Linked DNA regions of Homo sapiens: region 1 is linked to region 2. A link is an interaction called in ENCODE POLR2A ChIA-PET data of the cell type or tissue named here. Cell type or tissue: HepG2. All regions are shown on one strand. Links, peaks and the distances in the headings refer to the core of each region. The heading gives the core; the rest is flanking DNA. Region 1 has its middle 7.5 kb from the start of NSD2. Region 2 overlaps NSD2 (nuclear receptor binding SET domain protein 2).

What was found. Peaks named below come from ENCODE experiments on the same cell type or tissue, not always from the same donor. Only the 100,000 strongest peaks of a DNase experiment are listed, where the experiment ranks them.
Region 1: POLR2A ChIA-PET joins it to region 2 with 5 read pairs; 13 of 35 experiments call an interaction of 5 or more read pairs at or near these places.

What each region holds. Positions count from the first base shown.
Region 1 is chr4:1,858,212-1,869,635 of GRCh38, reverse strand. It overlaps the pseudogene RN7SL671P. Among named protein-coding and RNA genes, the nearest start is that of NSD2, 7.5 kb to the left of the region's middle. In HepG2, for the core only: no CTCF peak of the experiment used is centred there; DNase peaks (open chromatin) are centred at 5,176, 5,531, 5,920 and 6,205; H3K4me3 peaks cover 1,722 bases.
Region 2 is chr4:1,916,555-1,920,554 of GRCh38, reverse strand. It overlaps NSD2 (nuclear receptor binding SET domain protein 2), which reads right to left. Exons shown (of 22, transcript NM_001042424.3): 4 at 3,518-3,684; 5 at 1,932-2,414. Among named protein-coding and RNA genes, the nearest start is that of NSD2, 47 kb to the right of the region's middle. In HepG2, for the core only: no CTCF peak of the experiment used is centred there; no DNase peak of the experiment used is centred there.

The DNA of each region.
Region 1 (11,424 bases), core at 4,161-8,160, 55 kb after region 2:
TCACACCTTTAATACAAGCACTTTGGAAGGCCGAGACAGGTGGATCGCCTGAGGTCAGGAGTTCGAGACCAGCCTGGCTAACATGGTGAAACCCCGTCTCTACTAAAAAAAAATACAAAAATTAGCCAGGCATAGTGACGGGCATCTGTAATCGCAACTATTCAGGAGGCTGAGGCAGGAGAATCACTTGAACCCGGGAAGTGGAGGTTGCAGTGAGCCGAGATCATGCCACTGCACTCTAGCCTGGGTGACAGAGCAAGACTGTCTCAAAAAATAAAAAATAACAAAAAGTGAATAAGCCAGGCACAGTGGCTCACACCTGTAGTTCTAGTTATTTGGAAATCCGAGGCAGGTGGATCATTTAGTTCTGGGCTATGCCAGTCAGGTGTCTGCACTAAGTTTGCCATCAGTATGGTGACTTCCCAGGAGCTGGGAACCACCAGGTTGCCTGAGGAGGGGGGAGCCAGCCCAGGTCAGAAACAGAGCAGGTCAAAACTCCCATGCTGATCAGTAGTGGGACTGCACCTGTGAATAGCCACTGCGCTTCAGCCAGGACAACATAGCAAGACCTCGTCTTAAAAAGTGGACAAAAAGGCAGTGGCTTACACCTGTAATCCCAGCATTTTGGGAGGCCAAGGCAGGAGGATCCCTTAAGGCTAGGAGTTTGAAACCAGCCTGATCAACATTGAAATCCTATCTCTACAAAAAAATAAAAAAACAGCTGGGCATGGTGGTGCATGCCTGTAGTCTCAGCTACTCAGGAGGCTGAGACAGAAGGATCTCCTGAGCCCAAGAGTTACATGAGGCTACAGCAAGCTGTGATTGCACCACTGCATTCCAATCTGGGCAACAGAATGTGACCCTGTCTATAGTAAAGTGGACAAAAGACCTCCACAGACGCCTCCCCAAAGTAGATACCCAGATGGCAAGGATGCACGTGAAAAGAAGATCCTCATTATCAGGGCGTAATCTCAACTACTCAGCAGGCTGAGGGGGGACGACTGCTTGAGCCCAGGAGTTTGAATACAGCAAGACCCCATCTCTCAAAATAAAAATAACAAGAGGTAGAGAGACCTGGGCTAGCAGTTAGTATGCTCAGCCCCCTTGTCATGGGACGCCTGGGAAGCTTCAGAGAGTCCACACCAGCAAGAAGGCTCTCATCAGACACACCTCTTGGACCTTGAACTTCCCAATCTCCATAACTGTAAGAAATAAATTCCGGCCAGGCACAGTGACTCACGCCTGTAATCCCAGCACTTTGGGAAGCTGAGATGGGGGATCCCTTGAGCTCAGGAGTTTGAGACCACCCTGGGCAACATGACAAAACTCCATCTCTATAAAAAAAAAAAAAAAAAAAAACTACAAAATCAGCTGGGTGTGGTGGTACATGCCTGTAGTCCCAGCTATTCAGGAGGCTGGGTGGGAGGATCACCTGAGCTCGGGAGGTTGAGGCTGAGTGAGCCATGACTGTGCCACTGCCACTGCACTCCAGCCTGGGCAACAGAGTGAGACCCTGTCTCAAAAATAAGTAAATAAATTCATTTTCTTTATGAATCACCCAGTTTCAGGTAGTCTGCTATAAGCAACAGAAAACTGACTAAGAAGCCAATCTGAAAGGGCTACAAACTTGTGTGATTCCAACTCCATGACATTCTGGAAAAGGCAAAACTATGGAGACAATAAAAAGATTAGCCAGGGGTTAGGGCAGGGAGGGATGAGTAGGCAGAGCACAGATGATATTTAGGACAGTGAAAATACTCTGTGTGACACTGTAACAGTGGATACAAGAACGTACAGCACCAAGAGTGAACCCAAAACCGGATTTTCAGTGATCATGACGTGACAATGTGGGTTCACTGATTACAAGAAATATACTACTCTAGTGGGGAATGCGGATGATGGGGGAGGCTGGGTGTGTGGGTGAGAAGGGGCTATATGGGACCTGGGTGCACTTTCTGCTCTATTTTGCTGTATACCTAAAACTGCTCTAAAAATTAAACTTTAGGCTGGGCGCAGTGGCTCACCCCTGTTAATCCCAGCACTTTGGGACCAAGGCGGGCGGATCACCTGAGGTCAGGAGTTCGAGACCAGCCTGGCCAACATGGTGAAACCCAGTCTCTACTAAAAATGCAAAAATTGGGCTGGGCACAGTGGTGCGTGCTTGTAATCCCAGCTACTCTGGAGGCCGAGGCAGGAGAATTGCTTGAACCCAGGAGGTGGTGGTTGCAGTGAGCCGAGATCATGCCACTGTACTCCAACTTGGGCAACAGAGCGAGACTCTGTCTGAAAAAATAAATATATAAAAATTAAACTTTATTAGTTAAGAAAAAAGATACATTGAAGTCTTAACTCCCAGTACCTCAGAATGTGGTCTCATTTGGGGATGAGGGTCTTTCCAGAAGTAATCAAGTTAAAATGTGGTCATTAGGGTGGGCCCTAATCCAATATGACTGTATCCTTATAAAAAGGGAAAATTTGGAGACAGGCACACCAAGGAGAGGCCATGTGAAGAGGAAAGCAGAGGTCAGGGCAATGCTTCCGAATGCCAACGACTGCTGGTGAGAGGATGGGACCCATTCTCCCTGGCAACCTAAGAAGGAACCAACTTTGGAAATGCTTTGATCTCACGTATCTGGCCTCCCAAATGTTTAAGCTACCCAGTCTGTGGTATTTGCTACAGTAACCCGAGCAGACTGATACTGTCCCTAATAAGGCTTCTGGAGAAGCTGACCTATGGCAGCTGAAGGGGCTGGATTAGAGTCGGGGACATGGGGGTGAGGGGTAGAGGTGGCAAGGACAGCAGGCTTGAACTCAGGCAGTGGAGACAGAGACATTTACGAAGACTCGGGGCTGGGACAGGTATGAGGGGCAGAGGGAGGTGAGCAGTGGCTTTTTTCCTTCCCAGGATCCTGGGTACTGTCCCCACAGCAGAGGCACAGCCTTTGGCGCTGGAGCTGTGGGAGCCAGGCAAGCCCCTCCACCCCTTGGAGGCTGTCTGTACAATGGGAAGCACGTGGCAGAAGCCAGCCTGGGAGCCTCGCACATGGCGCTCAGCCTGCGCTCATTTCTTTTCTGGTAGACTGGATTCCTGCCCAGGCCCCAACTCCAGGTGCTGCTGTGGGTATTAGAAGGGGTGGTGGGAGCTGAGACGTGAGCTCTCTGGACAAGGCTGTGTACCCACAGCCCTGGTTCCTGGGACTCAGACACCTCAGGCTGCGGAACAAGACATCTGCTGGTGCAGCCTCCAGACTTTTGCAGCCAGGTCACCTGCAGATAGAAACAGGCACCCAGCTGTGCCCTGCTGTTGAGACCAGGTGCTGTGACGCAAGGCTCCATGGCCCAGCCTACTCCTAAATCCTCCAGGTCTCTCCAGCCACTCAGGAGTGCTCAAAGTCCAGTACTCCTCCTGGTCTAAAGGGATGAGAAAAAGGTCCCTAAGGCCAGGCAGGGTCCATCAAAAGCAGGATGAGAGTAGGGAGCCTGAGGTTTTAGGTCCAGGAAGAGCCTCAAGGGCAGGACAGAACAAAGCCTGCTGGAACAGACCCCTCGGTGATCAGCCACAGGCTACCTCTGCTTCCCACTAGAGAAGGGACTGGCCCGGAGTACACTGGGGCCCAAGGAAGCCCTCCCCAGGGTCCCCACTGGAAGGGATTATCAAATTATTTATTCCTCCTCCAAACCCTACGTGGTGAGGCCCTGCTGGGTCCTGTGCATAGTGTAGGCTTGGGCAGCGGCCAAGAGATGCCCCACAGCAGTCACTGCCAGAACTCACCTGAGGCCACCAGAAGCCCCTAGAAGGTGTCTTATTTGGGTAGTGGCCAAAACCCTCTGGCTGTGGGGAGGAGGACAGGTGCCTCTCCAGGCCCTGGATCCCTCTAGGGCACAGGCCTGGAAACTGTCTACCTCCCCAACACCATTTAAATCCCCGCAGCGTAAGAGGAATACCACCACATCTCATTTCATTCTACAGATTTGGAATTAGGGCTACTTTTCCCCAAAAATCTGCATTTTGAATAGTACAATCAACATGTAAATGTATTCAACACATGCAAGTGTGTGTTTGGATTTCCTGGAAGAAAGTTATCTGGGGCTGGCTGGTCTTTTCCTGCCCAGCGCAAGCCTCCCTGAGCCCAGACAAGCTCTCTCGGGTGGTCCTGAGCCCCTTGCAGTTGAGTCTGGCCAGCTCTGCACCCCAATCCCCCCACACACACACACCAGGGGCCTCTCCCCAAAGGCGATGTGTGTTGTTGCTCTCAAGAGCAAGAAGGGGCCGGGGTGGTGGCTCATGCCTCTAGTCCCAGCACTTTGGGAGGCCGAGGCGGGTGGATCACCTGAGGTCAGGAGTTTGAGACCAGCCTGGCCAATATAGTGAAACCCCATCTCTACTAAAAATACAAAAATTAGCTGGGTGTGGTGGCATATGCTTGTAGTCCCAGCTACTTGGGAGGCTGAGGCATGAGAATCGCTTAAACCTGGGAGGCAGAGGTACAGTGAGCTGAGACTGTGCCATTGCACTCCAGCCTGGGCAACAAGAGTGAGAAACTCTGTCTCAAGAAAAAAAAAAAAAGAGCAAGAAGGAACAGGTCCGCACCAGACACCTCTGGTGGGTTCCTGCGGAAAGGAGGCCCTCGTCTGAGGTGCTCGCCATTTGCAGGTGTGTCGTCCGGGCTCATCTGAGAGGCTCCAGGGTGGGCTGTTGATGCTTCAGTCCCGCAGGGTAATGCTTTGGGCACAGAGACTGCTGGGACGTTCTGACAGCCAGGGCTGCTTCCCCATCCCTGAAGGCTGAGAGAAGTCGTCCTTGGAGGGCAGGCCTCAGGCAGGTTGGTACAGGCCATCGGAGCGGGGCCTGGGTCCTGGGTGGGACCAGAGTGACCCTGAGCAGGTGGTCAGGGACAGTAGCAGCCAGGCAGAGCCTGGCTCTTTAATCTCTTTATGACTCTCCTCTTTTCTCTAACGAAAAGCTCTGTATCTGGCTGTCAGCCGTATAGTCACCGCCTACTCAGGGCCTACAGCCCTAGGAGGGAGAGTCCTCTCTCCCTTCCATGTGGCTCTTCATGGCTGCATGTCTGGTACCTCCTGGCCCTGACCTCCCTATAAAGGCTGCTGCCAAAGGAGCCCCTGAGCCCTGGCTTGGCCTCCCCAACCCCCACAGGGCTGGGGTCCCCCAGGGGCCAGGCTCATTGCCGTTTCCATGGAGATGTGTGCACTCTGACCCCAGCCTTTCTCCGTCCCAGGCCAGATAAAGAGGGCTTCCAAGTGGAAACCAGCAGCCTCAAGCTGCCCCGCCTCCCAGGCCCCAGGTGGCTCCTGCCTCCAAGGAGGGGAGGGAAGGAGGCCCCATCCCCTCAACTCAGGGCCCAGCAGGTCCAGAGCTGAAGCAGAGCCGCAGCTAGGGCCAGAAGGGCCTCCCCTGAGGCCCTCCCAACAACCCTTTCCCAGCCTAACCACTCTGGTCTCCGGGTTGGAACCTCACCTTTCCCAAGTTCTGGCTCTGTCCCAGCTCCCACTCAGCCCAAAGGCCACATTGGTTCCCTGGGATGGCCCATGGGAGTGACAGCTGCAGCCACTGGAAGCCCAAGGGCAGCACTGCAAGGCCTCTTAGGGCCATGTGAGCAGAGCTTCCACTGAGTTGGGGTCCCCATCGGGTAGGGGTGATGGACATGGGGGCTGAAATCCAGCTGAGGAGCCCCACTTCCCTCCCTGTGTCCTGGCTGAGTCCCAGTGGTCACCTCCAAGAATAAACCACATATCAGGACCAGGCTTCAGTCGTGGGGGCAACTGGAAATCCATCTCCCCACAAAGATGCTTCCTGGAGAGGCCACCCAAGCAAGCAGAGCCCCAGGCCTCAGAGGTGACCCGCACTGGTGTCACCCCTTGGACAGTCAGACACCCACCTTTGGCAAGCACCAATCTGAACTTTACCCCTCTCGCTGTGCGAGCTCTCAGCTGAGGGACAACTTCCTCTAGAGCCCTCCTTCCTCCCCCATAGCCCCATGAACACTACCTCTGGACTGGACTGGGGGGCTCCCAGGCCAGGTTCCCGCTCCTACCAGTTTCTTAGGACCACAAAATGCCAGAAAGTTACCCTCATCGTTCTGGAGCCTAGGAGCCTGAAAACAAGGTGCCAGCAGGGTGGGAGGCTTTGGGGAGGGTCCTCCCTGGTATCTCCTCAGCTTCCGGTGCTTGCCTCAGACCTTTGGTGGCAACCTCTGATCCCTGGCTCCGTGGTCACGTGGCCTCTGCCTTGCACATCGCCTGAGTCTCTTTTCTCTTAGGAGGAGCACAGATCTATTGGAGTAGGGCCCTTCCTAATAACCTTATCTTACCTTGGTTACATCGGCAAAGACTCTATTTCCAAGTGAGCTCGCACTTAGAGATGCCAGGTTAGGGCCCGAAAATCTCTCTTTTGAGACAAGGTCTCAGCTCTGTCGCCCACGCTGGAGTGCAATGGCACGATCACGACTCACTGCAGCCTTGACCTCCGAGGCTCAAGCGATCCTCCCGCCTCTGCTTCCTGAGTACCTGGGACTACAGGCCCATAAGACCACGACCGATTTCGTTTTTTTTTTTTTTTTTTGGTGGGGGGGTCTAGCTATGTTGCCTAGACTGATCTCAAACTCCTAAGCTCTAGCAATCGTCCTGCCTCCACCTCCCAAAGCACTGGGATTACAACCATGAGCACCTGGCTCTACAACACCTCTCTAACTAGTTGCAGGACCTTAGCAACTACAGTTGGGACCTGGTGTCAGGTCAGAGCCAGCCCCAGCCCGTAGCGCTCACCTGCACGCCTTCTCCCTCTCCCCAGGGCGGCAGGGCTGGGACTGGTGATAGCCAGGCAAGCGCAGTGTCCAGGCAGGAGAAGAGGCCCGCGGGGTCCTTGACCGCCCTCAGGGCACCCACTCAGCCACGACCCCCCCACCCCCCACTCCCCAGTCCTGGCCTCGCTTCCGTGGAGGCCCTGGCTAGGCCCCGCCCCGTCCCAGGCCCCGGTTCCCGCGCACCCCGCGACCCCGCCCCAGCCGGGCTCTTCGGATTTTGCAGCGCGAGGTCCCTCGAAGGGAAAGGGAAGACAGCGAGGCCTGGGTGCCGCGCCCCCCACTTCCTCCTGCCGCCCCCGCAGCCCCCGTTCTGCACAGGGACTTCCCCGGGGTCGGGACCACCCAGAGCAGGGCGCGCGGCCATTGCTGCCCACTCACTCTGGCTTTGGCTAAAGAAACATTGTTTCGTGCTAAAATAGCACTTCTTTTTTTAATTATGAAAATGGCAGGAAATTAAAACCCACAGCAGCAGAAGGAAGAAAATAAAAGTTCTTCCTAAACCCTGTGCCTGCAGCGACGTCTTTGGGGAGCGCGTTGGGCCGCTTCTTCCCTAGACTGGCGACCGTCTTTGGCAGCCTGAGTTAGGGACTGACCAGGGACAGCCAGAGTGCCACCCCAGCCAGTCTGGGACAGCCACGCAGGACAGAGGCTGCCTCCCCTTCTGCCAGCCAGCCAGATGTTTTACTGTTTTTTACTGCAATAATTTTAGATTTACTGAAAAGCTGCGAAGATCATAGGGAGTCCCCCAACCTGGTTTCCCCTAATGGTAACATCTTACATTTCCAGGGTAGCTTGGTGGAAACCAACACTGGTCCCTTACTATTAACTGATCACCAGGGTCAATTCAGAGTTCACCAGTTTCCCCACAAATGTAGAAGGATCTAAAAAGCAAATCTGGCTGGGCACAGTAGCTCCTGCCTGTAATCCCAGCACTCTGGGAGGCCCAGGCAGGTGGATGGCTTGAACCCGAGTTGGAGACCAACCTGGGCAACATAAGGAGACCTCATCTCTACAAAAATTTAAAAATTAGCTGAGCATGGTGGCGTATGCCTGTAGTCCTAGCTACTCCAGAGGCCGAGGCAGGAGGATTGCTTGAGCCTGGGAGTTCAAGGCTGCAGTGAGCTATGATCACGCCACTACACTCCAGCCTGGGTGACAGAGACTCTGTCTCAAAAAATAAAAAACAAAAAGCAAATCTAGGTGCAGCAAACCACCGTGGCGCACGTTTACCTACGTAACAAACTTGCACATTCTGCACATGCATCCTGGAACTTAAAGTACAATAAAATTAAAAAAGAAAAGAAAATAAAAGAAAATATATGTGCAGAAGGTGGAGCCCAGCCAGAGCACCAGTGTGCAGCACCCCACTGAACTGGGGACAGTAGCACAGCTGGAATCTGTGGGGAAGGCCCTGGAGAGGAAAGTGTTTGCAGGGAAGCCTGAGATGTCCCACTGTCCTTGGCTGAGGAGTGGGCTGCACCTGCTCAGGATGAGGCCACCTGGACTTAACAGGAAGCAACTGCCATAGGAATTCTGGCCCAGCCTGCATGGAGAGACCTCATTCTAACCTCATCAATGTCCCTCATGAATGCTTTGGTACCTGGCTCCAAACCCCTCTCAGCCCACAGGCTTGGTATGCAGCTGAGACACCAGGACCCATGCCCTGGGAACTGGGACTGTGTCCTAGAGCAAATTCTCTAGGCACATCCTGTCTTAGTTATCTATTGCTGCATAATGGACTACCCTCAGTTCTTCCCCATGTGGGTCTCTACAGGCTATCTGAGTGTCCTCATGACCTGGCAGCTGGCTGTTCCCAGAGTGGAAATCCAAAAGGGAGCAGGGAGCCTGTAATCCCAGCATTTTGGGAGGCCGAGGTAGGTGGATTGCTTGAGCCCAAGAGTTCAAGACCAGCCTGGACAATGTGGCGAGACCCCATCTCTACAAAAAAATACATAAATTAGCCAGGCATGGTGGCGTGTGCTTATAGTCCTAGGTACTCTAGAGGCTAAGGTGGGAGGATCCCTTGAGCCCGGGAGGTGGAGGCTGCAGTGAGCTATGATTTTGCACCACTGCACTTCAGCCTGGGCAACAGAGCGAGACCCTGTCTAAAAAAAAAATATATATATATATATATATATATATATATACACACATATATATACATATACATATATATACATATATATATACACACACATATATATACACACATACACATATATATAGTGGGTTCCATTGATTCAAATAAAAAAATTTTTTAAAAATTAAATAAAACAACAACAACAAATAACAAATTTAGGTCAAGCATGGTGGCTCTTGCCTATAATCCCAGCACTTTGGGAAGCTGAGGCAGGAGGCTCACTTGAGGCCAGGAATTCAAGAACACCCTGGGCAACATAGTGAGACCCTGTCTCTACAAAAAATTAAATAATTAGCCAGGCATGGTGGCACATGCTTGTGGTCCCAGCTACTCAAGGAGGCTGAGGCAGGAAGATCGCTTGAGCCCAGAGGTCAAGGCTGTAGTGAGCCGTGATCATACCACTGCACCCCAGACTGGGCAACAGAGTGAGGCCCTATTTCAATTAAAAAAAAAATCCAAATGCATAGCCCTCCCATGTCCCAGCCCAAAGCCACCACTTTTTTTTTTTTTTTTTTGAGACGTAGTCTAGCTATGTCTCAAAAAATGCAATGTAGTGTAGTGTACACTGGAGTGTAGTGGCGTGATCTCGGCTCACTGCAACGTCCATCTCCAGGGTTCAAGTGATTCTCCTGCCTCAGCCTGTCAAGCAGCTGGGATTACCGGCATGTGCCACCACGCCCAGCTAATTTTTGTATTTTTAGTAGAGACGGGGTTTCACCATGTTGGCCGGGATGGTCTCGATCTCCTGACCTCGTGATCTGCCCACCTCAGCCTTCCAAAATGCTGGGATTACAGGTGCGAGCCACTGTGCTTGGCCCAAAACCACCACTTTTATCTGCAGGTGGTTCCTCAGTGGGGTGAGAGGAGGCTGGAGGCTGGAGGCTGACCTCCACTTCTCCTGCTGCATGTACCTGGCTAAAGCTTCTCCCAGCTGCAAGGTGACCTGGTATCCAAGGTTTTTCTCCTGGGCTGTCACCCTAGCCCCTGCCATCACCAGTAAGTGCAAGCACCCTGTGTGGAGCATCCCACTTTCGTCAGCTTACTTGTTCTGGTACCTGGCTCCAAACCCCTCTCAGCCCACAGGCCAGTGATCCTGCTATCTTCTGCTGTCTCCCACTGCCCCCTCCTGTTCTTCCCTTTCCTTCTCCCCAGTTTCAATTCCTGGGACAAGCCTCATAGTCTCTTGCAAACATCCTTGTCTCTCTTCCTTCATCATACTTCCCAGCAAATCCCCAATCTGGGCAAATGCAACTCTGGCTGCTTTTCACCAGAGCATGGGTCAAGTGCAGCACACAACCCTTCTAAGTCTTCCTCTAGTTCGCTAACTGGTTCCCTAAGCTCCCTAACTAGATCCCTAACTTCCTCCCTAACTAGATCCCTAGCCCCCCTTCCCTAACTAGATCCCTAAACCCCCCAACTAGGTCCCAACCCCAACTAGGTCCCTAAGCTGCCTGACTAGTCCCTAGCCCCCTCCCTAACTAGATCCCTAACCGCCCTCCCTAACGGGATCCCTAACCTCCCTAACTGGGGCCCGTGTGCTGCCTGGGCTTCCTGCCCTGTTTCTCTACTGTCACTTGTATATACACCGAGTGACTATGGAAGGTTATATGTGATTTGTGAGGAACATAGGGAGAAGGAAAAGGAAGTTTCCCCAACCAAAAAAAAAAAAAGAAGAGAAAAAGGCTAAAAACAGTGCTTGCTATTAAACCACTGCGCCATGGTTCTGTGCCCTTGTTCTGCTGCATATGGAGATGTGGGACTGGAAGGCCTCATTCCAGCCTTAAGGGTGCACAGTCAGCTGGCTGGATGCCAGATTTCTACTTATTTCTTTTGACCTATTTTTTTTTTTTTTTTTTGCGACAGTCTCGCTCTGTCACCAGGCTGAAGTGCAGTGGCACAATCTTGGCTCACTGTAACCTCTGACTCCCTGGTTCAAGCAGTTCTCCTGCCTCAGCCTCCCGAGTAGCTGGGATTACAGGCATGCACCATAATGCCCAGCTAATTTTTGTATTTTTAGTAGACAGGGTTTCACCATGTTGGCCAAGCTGGTCTCGATCTCCTGACCCCGTGATCAGCCCGCCTCGGCCTCCCAAAGTGCTGGGATTACAGGTGTGAGTTACTGCGCCTGATCACAGCTATTTTAATTGTTGAAAATTTATCTAAGATCCCACCCTGCCTGGGCTGCACGAGCATCGCAGACAGCACCTGCCTGTGTCAGTCCTGCTGTTGGCTCTCCGCTGCCAGGCTTTCCTTGTTCTGGTCCAGGGATGGTGGGTCATCCCAACTGCAGGCGAGGGTATGTTCCACATTTCCTCACACCCAGCACTTTGGGCAGGGTGGAGACTGCGGGGAGGGCTTCCCTCCTCTTTCAGTGTCATTCAAAGTCCTGTAAACAGGCACTAGCACAGATGGGGCAGTCACCACCTCCTGCCTGGCCTTGCCGGGACACCTGGGACCCCACAG
Region 2 (4,000 bases), core at 1-4,000:
TAATTAAAAAAAGCAATGAATTTTATCAAATGCCTTTTCTCCCTCTATGGAGATGAGCATTACACAGTAAGTCACAATAATAGCTTTCTAACATCAAATCACCCTTGCATTCCTGAGAAAAGCCCTAAGGATTACCCAGGCTGGAGTGCAGCGGCATGATTTCAGCTCACTGTGGCCTCCCGGTTCAAGTGATTCTCCTGCCTCAGCCTCCTGAGTAGCTGGGATTACAAGCGCACACCACCATGCCCAGCTAATTCTTGTATTTTTAGTAGAGACAAGGTTTCACCATGTAGGCCAGACTAGCCTCAAACTCCTAACCTCAGGTGATCTGCCCACCTTAGCCTCCCAATGTGCTGAGATTACAGGCGGGAGCCACCACGCCCAGCCACTCTTGAAGGCATCACTCAAATGCCTTTCTCTGGCAGAATTTCCAGATCCCATATAGGGACAAAAAAATCATGTCCAGTAGATTTATTAGAATACTCACAGTCACCCATTTATGCATCTCTGCCTGAACTACTCATGGCTCCTTATTGTGCCACACTGCCTGCCACAAAATACATGCTGGTTAAAGATTCATGGAAAATTTTTTGAAGACAGACTTTTTTTCCTTTTTTTTTGAGACGGCGTCTCATTCTGTCGCCAGGCTGGAGTGCAGTGGTGTAATCTTGGCTCACTGCAACCTCCGACTCCCTGGTTCAAGCAATTTTCCTGCCTCAGCCTCCTGAGAAGCTGGGATTACAAGCACGCGTCACCATGCCCAGCTAATTTTTTTTTGTATTTTTAGTAGAGACGGGGTTTCATCATGTTGGCCAGGATAGTCTCAAATTCCTGACCTCATGATCCACCCGCCTCAGCTTCCCAAAGTGTTGGGATTACAGGTGTGAGCCACTGTGCCTGGCCAACACTATTGTTTTTGATACCTTTAATCACCACATAGATTTAGACTACTGAATGGAAAATTCCTATGGAAGTAAAATTAAAATGAACACTTAAAAAAAGCCTTTTAAGCATGAGAATATGATCCACTCCAAGTAACATAACCAAAAGTGGGAAGTGGGGAACCCAACTCCTTCAGTTCTTTACAGCCTTTATTATGTACTAACAGACTGTGCATTTTATGCAAACAATTAAGAAAATTATATAAATGTCTTAATCACATTGCTACCCTTTTAAATGTCAGGGAAATAAATCAACACCCTCAGTGCCAGTGGACACAATGAGCTTTACAGATGAGCATATCCTGCACTGGAAGCTTCAGAACAGACTGCTGGAGAAAGTGCTAACCTGGAGTCACACGTTAAGGACATGACCACACGCTTCAAGCAAAGCGCAGCCTGTTGAGACCCACTTCCCTCTGTGCTAGTTTTTTTTTTTTTTTTTTTTTGAGACACAGTCTCGCTCTGCTGTCACCCAGGCTACGGTGCAGTGATGCCATCACGACTCACTGCAAACCCCACCTTCAGGACTCAAGGGATCCTCCTGCCTCCAGGACTCAAGGGATCCTCCTGTCTCAGTCTCCCAAGCAGCTGGGACTACAGGCATGTGCCACCACACCCGGCTAATTTTTGTAGAGATGGGGTTTCACCATGTTGCCCAGGCTGGTCTCAAACTCCTGAGCTGAAGCAATCCTCCCGCCTTGGCCTCCCAAAGTACTGAAATTACAGGCATGAGCCACTGTGCCTGGCCTGTTCTCGGTATCTTCTTATCCACATTAGGAAGGATATTTTAAGACCCCAGAGTGCAAGTCGAGTATCTTTTCCCTCAAGGGTCAGAATGGCTGTTCCCTAATACTTATTTATTAGATCTAAAATCTATGCAAGGCTCATGTTAGAGTCTCCTGATAATGCTGAGAAACAGATGATTCTGCACTGAAGGGATGTTCCTCAAATTCTGAAACTTGCTAGCATGAAACACAACTTAGTACTGACCTCATCCCTGTGTTTTTGACAGAAGACCAAAAACTGGGATGCTGCATCTCCCTTCCTGCTTCGTGGCATGGAGACTGTGGTCTTCTTCCTCCCAGGAGGAGACCCTACTCCTCTTCTGGGGTCAGCCTCTGCCGTCTTTTGAGGAGTACTCTTCCCTATGTCGGGGTGACTCTCCAGGGTCTCTGCAGAGCTACACAGTTTGGCCCTCCGCCTTCTCTTCATGGGAATGCACTCTTCTCTCACAGACTTGGGGTTTTCAGCAGCTTCTTCACTGACTCCTGAGGATTCTGCCATTTCTCCCAAAGACTCTGCAGCAATGCCAGCCTCCTTGGCTACTTGAGGGTTGAGATGAAGCTGGTCCCCCACATAGAGAAAGGTGAACTTGGCTTTCCGCTCCTCCACTGACATGCTTGCAGCTTCTTCTGCTTGAACAATGCCCATTTCCCACTGGGCCCTCAATTTCCCTGAAATTGGTTTCAATAGCTGGGAAAAAAAAAAGAGACACTGTAAGTTTCACTACACAAACATAAAAGTTAACTACTTTTCCTAGGCACATGATTCATGCCTATAATTCCAGCACTTATGGGTGTCAAGGCAGATGGATCACTTGAGGCCAGGAGTTTAAGACCAGCCTGGTCAACATGGCAAAACCCCATCTCTACTAAAATACAAAAGATAAGCCAGGCATGGTAGTGCATGCCTGTGGTCCCAGCTACTAGGGAGGCTGAGACATGAGAATCACTTGAACTGGGAGGCAGCGGATGCAGTAACCCGAGACCACGCCACTGCACTCTAGCCTGGGGTGACAGAGCAAGACCCTGTCTCAAAAAAAAAAAAAAAAAAAAGAATACTTTTACATTTTCACATAATTTTAGAAATAAAAAACTTGGCCAGCGTGGTGGTTCCCACCTGTAATCCCAGCACCTGTGGAGGCTGAGGCAGACACATCACCTGAGGTCAGGAGTCCAAGACCAGTCTGGCCAACCTGGTGAAACCCTGTCTCCACTAAAAATACAAAAATTAGCCAGGCGTGGTGGCAGGCACCTGTAATTCCAGCTACTTGGGAGGCTGAGGCAGGAGAATCGCTTGAACCCGGAGGGGCAGAGGATGCAATGAGCCAAGATCATGCCATTACACTCCAGCCTGGGCGACAAGAGTGAAACTCCATCTCAAAAAAATTTTAAAAAATAATAGAAATAAAAACTTTTAAAAACCAATTTTAGAATTCAGCCCAACATAATACCTTTATTGTTTCTTTAAACCAGAAATCAATTCCTATCACATTACATTAATCCCTCTGTCTGTGTGTGTGTATACACATATATACGTACATATATGTGTATATATAAATTCTAAAACAAGTTATCTCTGAGAGTCATCAAATGAGCAAAAAAAAATCAGTTGTGTCTCTAAAAGAACTTTATCATATTGTAACATGGCATCCTTGGGCAAAAGTCAACAATGAAAGAGATTGTTAAGCCATTACAATATTTCGAGCAAGTATAAGTTCAAAACAAAAATAAGTTAACTTAAAGAATAAAAATTAAATTTCTGGTCTAAAAGTAGACTGAAGGGTCATCTATCACCTTAATTTTCTCAGCTTTCGTGGGTGCCTGCTTGGCACTTTCCTGGCATAATTTTTCAAACTGTCCTTCTCCTTCAAAAGCTACGAGGCTCTTCTCAAATATCCAAGCTCTTTCTGGGGCGTCACCAAAGAACTGTACGTGATACTGGCGTGCACTCTTTTTCTGACCTAGTTTTTAAAATAAAATGTTAGAGAATGAAAGTTAGAATCTGGGATGAAACTAGTCAAATCTACTGCTATTTTGCAGTTGTTTCCCTTGGTGTTGTCTGAGCCTGTTAACCTCAAAACAAATTCTATACTTCTTATCCCTTCCATGCCACATGCCAAAGAGGGAAACTAATTAACTTACAAGAGACTCAGATAAGGTTCAAAATTGAATGGGAAAGAAAGCCAACCAGGCCAGGCGCAGTCCCTCACGCCTGTAATCCCACCACTTTGGGAGGCCGAGGCAGGGAGATTGAGCTCAGGATTTCGAGACCAGCCT